Linked DNA regions of Homo sapiens: region 2 is linked to region 1. Evidence: chromatin contacts called from ENCODE Hi-C data. All regions are on one chromosome and are shown on one strand. The core of a region is the stretch at or near the end of the contact, and the rest is flanking DNA. Distances in the headings are between cores, read along the strand shown.

What was found. A loop is a pair of places that touch in the nucleus more often than their neighbours do. Pooled maps may share reads with other maps.
Region 2: a loop to region 1 is called in a map with no recorded cell type, with 4 times the contacts of the local background. The contact joins the promoter of ACOX2 here to the promoter of FLNB in region 1. A Hi-C loop is called at or near these places in 1 of 168 maps with a recorded cell type or tissue (naive thymus-derived CD4-positive, alpha-beta T cell), 1 of 37 single-sample maps with no recorded cell type and 10 of 50 pooled maps.

What each region holds. Positions count from the first base shown.
Region 1 is chr3:58,006,351-58,009,785 of GRCh38, forward strand. It overlaps FLNB (filamin B), which reads left to right and starts at 2,072. Exons shown (of 46, transcript NM_001457.4): 1 at 2,072-2,506. The coding sequence starts at 2,215.
Region 2 is chr3:58,534,919-58,538,469 of GRCh38, forward strand. ACOX2 (acyl-CoA oxidase 2) reads right to left here and starts at 2,272. Exons shown (of 15, transcript NM_003500.4): 1 at 2,201-2,272; 2 at 29-279. The coding sequence starts at 188. It overlaps LOC107984079 (a long non-coding RNA gene), which reads left to right and starts at 454. Exons shown (of 3, transcript XR_001740724.2): 1 at 454-1,396.

The DNA of each region.
Region 1 (3,435 bases), core at 822-3,321:
CAGCTAATTTTTTGTATTTTTAGTAGAGCTAGGGTTTTTTCATGTTGGTCAGGCTGGTCTCGAACTCCTGACCTCAGGTGATCTGCCCACCTTGGCCTCCCAAGGTGCTGGGATTACAGGTGTGAGCCACTGCACCCGACTTGAAAGAAATTGCTTTGCACTGTGCTTGGCACAGAGGAACAGCAGGTGTTCATTCAATGCTTGCTGTTGTAATTATTCAGGCTTTTATCAACAGAGGGCTGGCCTGAGACTCTGCCATATCTCAGAACCTAGCACAGAACCTGGATGAGTACAGAGTAAGTGCTCAATGTATGCTGTGGTAGGCAGAGTAATAGCCCCCAAAGACGTTCACATCCTAACTCTCAGGACCTGTGAACATTCCCTTAAATGGCAAAGGGGAATTAAGGTTGCAAACAGGATTAGGGTTCTTAATCGGCTGATTTTAAAATAGGGAGATCATGTTGGACTAACCAGCTGGCCCAATGTCATCTTAAGAGTCCTTAAAAGGGCCAGGTGTGGGGAGGTTGAAGCTGCAGGGAGCCGAGATTGAGTCATAGCACTCCAGTTTGGGAGACGGAGTGAGACAAAAAAAAGGCTGGGCAAGGTGGCTCATGCCTGTAATCCCATCACTTTGGGAGGCAGAGGCTGGTGGATCGCTTGAGGTCAGGAGTTCAAGACCAGCCTGGCCAACATGGTGAAAGCCCGTCTCTATTAAAAATACAAAAATTAGCGGAGCGTGGTGGCGGGTGCCTGTAATCCCAGCCACTCAGGAGGTTGAGGCAAGAGAATTGCTTGAACCCAGGAGGAGGAGGTTGCAGTGAGCCGAGATTGCACCACTGGACTCTAGCCTGGGCAACGGAGTAAGACTCCATCGCAGGAAAAAAAAAAAAAAGGAAGATGTGCCTATGGAGAGAGGACTGTCTGAGGTCTGAGAGACTCCACCTGACATTGCAGGCTTGCTTTTCTGTTTTTTTTTTTTTTTTTTTTTTTTTTGAGACGGAGTTTTGCTCTGTCGCCCAGGCTGGAGTGCAATGGCACCATCTCAGCTCACTGTAACCTCTGCCTCCCAGGTTCAAGCGATTCTCCTATCTCAGCCTTCCCAGTAGCTGGGATTACAGGTACGCGCCACCACACCTGGCTAATTTTTGTATTTTAAGTAGAGATGGGGTTTTACCATGTTGGCCAGGCTGGTCTCGAACTCCTGACCTCAGGTGATCCACCCACCTTGGCCTCCCAAAGTGCTGGGATTACAGGTGTGAGCCATTGTGCCCAGCCCATTGCAGGCTTTCACAGAGAAAAGGGGCAGGAGTCAGGCGCGCAGGCAGCTTCTGGAAGTTAGAAAACACAAGGAAACAGATTCTTCCCTACAGCCTCCAGAAGGGAATGCATCCTGCCAACACTTTGTTTTTAGCTCAGCAAGACCTGTGTGGGCCATCGAACCTACAGAACTGAAGGATAATACATTTGTGGGTGTGTGTTTTCAAAGACACTAAGTTTTGGTAACTTGTTACAGCAGTAACTGGAAACTAAGACATGCAACAAGCCTTATTGTTCATTTTTACCACCACTACTGGGCTGTTGGTTATGGTGGAATTACACTTTTCTCTTCCATTAGGCTGTGTGAACTCCTTGAGGTTGTGCAATACGTTTGTCTGATTTACTACTGGTTAGCAGGCTCTGAGAAGAATGGCTGGTACACAGGCGGAGCTCAATAAAAGCCCTTACTGAATTTTATTCAATCTATATGTGGATGAAGACCTCCGCCCCGCGCGCCCCTCCCGCAAGTCCCACTGAGGCCCGACCCATTCTGTCCGGCTCCCAGCCCCCGCGGGTCCCCCCACCCCGGGGCTGACCGGGTGATTCAGGCAGCCCTACATCCTGCTGGGGTGGTGGGCTTCGAGCGCGGGTCCCAGGACGCAGTGGGGCGCAGTGCCTGCGGCAGGCGGCAGGAGGCGAGCGTGGCCCAGGAACTCCCGCGGGAGGGTCGGGACGGGGCGGGGCTTGGGGGCGGGGCGGCTCAGCGCGCAGGCGCGGGGCCAGGCGCCTCGCGCGGCCAGGGGCGGGCGGCCGCAGAGCAGCACCGGCCGTGGCTCCGGTAGCAGCAAGTTCGAACCCCGCTCCCGCTCCGCTTCGGTTCTCGCTCCTTCGGCCCTTGGGCCTCCAAACACCAGTCCCCGGCAGCTCGTTGCGCATTGCGCTCTCCCCGCCACCAGGATGCCGGTAACCGAGAAGGATCTAGCTGAGGACGCGCCTTGGAAGAAGATCCAGCAGAACACGTTCACACGCTGGTGCAACGAGCACCTCAAGTGCGTGAACAAACGCATCGGCAACCTGCAGACCGACCTGAGCGACGGGCTGCGGCTCATCGCGCTGCTCGAGGTGCTCAGCCAGAAGCGCATGTACCGCAAGTACCATCAGCGGCCCACCTTTCGCCAGATGCAGCTCGAGAATGTGTCCGTGGCGCTCGAGTTCCTGGACCGTGAGAGCATCAAGCTCGTGTCCATCGGTGAGTTCTCTGGCCGGGCCCAGGCGCCCACTGTGGTGCCGACCCGCCCCCGCGCGTGCACCCCTGCGGAGGGCGAGGATTTCCCGCAGCGCGCCCCCACCTCGGAGATAAGGGGGAGTCGTCCCCAGGGGTGGGTTATAGGGGGCCTAGACCCCCTCCCCGGTGTCTTCCCCTGGGATGGGACCTGTTGTGATCGCTCCCCGCCATCCGCCCCAGCAGTGCACCTTTGGCTGGCTAAGGGTTGAGGGTTTGGGCTGGGGTCACAGGAGGAGAGGTGGAGTTGTTGCATTTCTCTACACCTGGGGCGCCCCTATGGGAGCTAGGGGACTAGAAACCCTCGTTCGCTGTCCCCGGGGGCGGGCCCTAGGGTCAGATGCTCCGCGGAGTGCTCTCCCTGCTGCGCCCAGGTTGGTGCTCTCAGAGGCAGCTGAATGGGCGTTGGCTCGGAGGCCGGGCCGTGAGACCTGAGGAGGAACCGTTCTCTGCGCCTGGGGCCTCCCTGCCCAGGTGGAGACAGAGACCTGGTACCTTCCCCTGCCGTCGCTGGAATGGGTGTGGGCCCCGAGGTTGCAAGGGTAGGCGCGGGTGTGTGTCCTCGCTCTCTCTGCTCCCAGCTCAGCTCTGGCCGCGCGCCGCAGGTTGAACCCACTCCTTGCTGCCGAAGTTATAATTTAGAGATGGTGGTGGTAACAGTAATTGCTGTCTTGTAGGGAGCCCAACTAGCGTCCACTGTGTACCGTCAGCCTTCTAAGTTATCTCCGTCCCTACGCATCCTGCCATCTGGGGTGAGGCTAGACCCATTTTACAGATAAGGGGGTCCGGAGGGTTAATTGACCTGTCCAAGGTCAGCAAGTAGGGCCCAGCTGAGAACTGAAGGAAGTGGGCAACAGTTAGAAGGAGGCTTTGTTTTCCTCTCCTCTCCCAAACCT
Region 2 (3,551 bases), core at 1,022-3,521, 530 kb after region 1:
GATGTCCCATTCCCCAGCTTCCCCTTACCAACTTTCCTGCGGAGTGCAGTGTTCTGGGCACCTCCATCAAGGATGTTGGTGAGCCGTTCCACGTCAAAGGACTGCATATACCTCTCGCTCTCTATGTCGGGGTGCATTTGCCTGCTCCAGGTATCCCCCAATGACACTCGGTGCACTGGGCTGCCCATCCTATCCTGGATCTGTCTGGTGACTATGGAGAGACACTTCCAACCCGGCTGCTCCGAGGGTCTGCTCTCAGCATTGGTCAGTGCAAAGAACCTGTGTGCAAGAGGAACTGCCTAGGGCTGGGTGTCAGCCAGGGCTGGTTGGTAGAAGAAAGACATCCCTAAGTACCTGAATGCCACTCCACCTCCCCACTCCCCCTGTGGACACTGGCTGTGGACCAGGCACTGTGTGCATGGTAGGCATGGTATGCAGCCATTGCTTGGTACATGTTTGTTCAATACTTGTTAGCCAAAATTGGACAGGGCCTGACCCCAAAGATTGGGCTCTATCCACTGCAGTTTGAGTTACATGAATTGCCTAGGGAAATCTTCACAAAAAAGTCAGTGAAGCTTACACCTGAAGAAAATAATCCTGGAGAGGTTGAGTGGCCCCTAGCCACACAGCTGGAGATGGCCAGGAGTTGGATGGGGTCTGACCACAAAGCACATGACTTGTCCATACTACAGCTCCACTGTGGAGGATTGCTGGGGGCACCTTGGTCTCATTAAACTGCTCATAAGTTCTAGGATCACTCAGCTCCATTTCTATGAGCCCTGCAGGTATATTGTGGAACTGAAGGGAGGAAGCCTTCTTCCTGCCTGTGAAGTGTTCCCCTGGAGCCCCTGAGTGTCTTTCATACCCAGGTTGGACCCTGTCTCCTTCATGGCAAGTGCTTGGCCTCTGAGAAGCCCCTATTCCTCCACAGTGAGGCAACCATGAGGTGCAGTCCATCCTATTTCACAAGTCTCTTGAGTCCATCTGCTCCTTGCTATCTCTTTGGCTAGCATCCAGGCCACTGTTATCTCTTACTTGGCCTCAGTGTTCCTCTTATTTGTTCTCCCAGCTGCCAGGTGAACTCTTGAACTGCAAATCACATTGTTTTCCTCTCCTGCTTGGAATCTGCTCCTTGGGGCCCACTGTTTGTGGAATGGAGTCCTTGCTGTGTCTACCCAACCCTACTCCACTCACCTCTCTCCTATGTCAACTTACTGCCCTCATCCCTGGCCTCCACTCATTCTCTTCCTACCCTTTGCCCCTGCTGTTCTCTCTGAACAAAGTTCAGCTCCCTCGTTCCCTGGGTGCTCTAGGGTTAGGGACAAGTTCTTATTTGCTTACATGTTCCTCCCACAAGGCCTGGGAGGCCAGCTCTGCATTTCCTAGCTTGCAGCAGGTATGTTGTAAATCTCTCCGGCAGGCTGCCATGCTTTTGATCCCCTTCCTTCCTGACCTCAACCTGACAGATGCACTGCTGTTATTACCATTTTATGGAGAGGATGTGGGCCTTGGAAAGGGAGGAGACTTTATAAGGGTCATGCAACCACATGTAGCAAATGATTCATATGAGGCTTTCAAACCAATACCCCCAGCAGGGCTGTGGGGGTGCTGGCAAGGGGCCCCATCCTCTGCCCCCCGGAGTCCTGCAAGTGCCCCTAGTGCGGCTCCTCTCGTCCTGCCTTACCTCTTTTCCTTGCTCTGCTGCCACTGCCTCCTTGCTGTTCTGAATGCTCCAGGCCTCCCTGCCACTGCCAGCATTTGCTAGGGCATCTCCATCTGCCCAGAACACCCTTTCTTCAAATGTCACTAGGGCTTTTTGCATTGAACCTCATTTAACCTTAAAGAGGCCACCCTCTTTAAAACCCCAAGCCCCCTCCCCCGGCATTCCCTGTCCTCCTCACTCTGCTCTCCTTTTTCTCTTTTCACTTATCCCCTTCTGACATTTGAGATCATTTACTCATTTCATATGTTTTTGTTTACTTCCATCTCCCTGCTACTAACACAGAAACTGCAAGAGGGCCGGGATCTTTGTCACTGTCATGCCGTGACCCTAACACTTAGTGCAGGGCCTGATTTGCAGGAGGTGCCCAGTGAAGAAAGCCTTGCTCAGGGTCTCTCGGAGCTGCGGACAGGGTCATCATGGGGGCAGCCCTCTCCTCTGGGGTCTCCCAGTCCCTCCCTGCCCAAAAACCTGGCTCACCTGGCTCCCCTCTGTCCTGTGTCCGCACTGTAGGCCGGGCTGGCCTCTCCCCGGCTGTAGGCCGCAGCCTCTGGCAGGCTTGTGGTCCTGCCCTTCTCTCCTCCCACATAGGGGCTGGAACACAGAAGCTGAGAGAAACTGCTTGGCCAGCTCTCAAGCCCTTGTCTGCTCTCAAGCCCTTGTCTGCTCTCAAGCCCTTGTCTGCTCTCAAGCCCTTGTCTGGGCTTATGGAGCTCCTCTCCTTCCTCCCTCTCTTCCTGCATGGGTGTGACCTTTGTGCCTGTCGCTGGGGCTGCCCTGGGAGGACTTCTGGGAGGTTGGAGCCCTTACATCTCAAAGCCAGGGATTCCTTTGACACTACTTGTACCAAAAAGCTGTGTACCCCAGCAGTGTTTCCAAAGTGATATCCTGGTCTTCCCTGATCTTTCACTGTGTGCCCTTCAGGCACTCAAGCTGTTAATATCACACGAGCTTAATAGGCTCCCCTGAGATGGTCCTCATGTGAAAGGATTGCTCTGTAAGGTGTACGTTTTTCCTCTCTCCCCATGTTTCTGCTCTAAAATATGGCTTGTCTTATGCTTAGCATCCCCTGACATTCCCTGGAAAAATATTTGTGAAGCATCCATCTGTAGTGTGTGGGATCCAGATGAGAGCTGGGTCTTAGTGAGAGGAATGAGAGGCTTAGAGGTTCCCTCCCTGCATAACCACCTTGGAAAGTCAGATGCGGCTCCCCATTTTGCAGGTAAGGAAACAGGCTCAGGGAGGGATGTCACTTTGTTTGGGTTTGCACAATAAGTAGATTACGTAACACATTTGTGTAAGACTGGGAAAGAAATCAAGGGGCCAGTAGGAGATCAAGGCTCCTGTTCTGGCAGGACTTCTGAGCTATGTTGACTCTGAGCAGGTGTACTCCTTTCTGGGCCTTGGCCTCCCCTGTAATGCAAGGTATTTGCTCAGTAAGGAGCCTCACAGCACCCCATCATATCCCCAAGGTAGTGTCTAGCTTGTGTCTGTAGGAAGAGGCAGGACCTGTGGCCCAAGCTTTGCAACTTATCACCTAGTAGGTCCTTCTGGAGCTGTGGGGCTCAGACTCCTGGCAGTCCTCATTGCTGTGGGCAGTGGTTTCAGGGAAGGTGGTCTTGGCCCCACTGTTTGGAGGTGAAAGTTCTTACTTACACCTGGACTCATCTCCGCCAAGGATTTATGCTATCACTGACCATGGGCAATGACTTAGTTCCTCTCTGCCATAGAGAAAGGCTTGGATTGCAGGAAGTGCCCAGTGAAGAAAGCCTTGCTCAGGGGCCCTTGGAGCAAGGCTTTTTAATAAACTCTCCATGTTTAAATTGTTTTC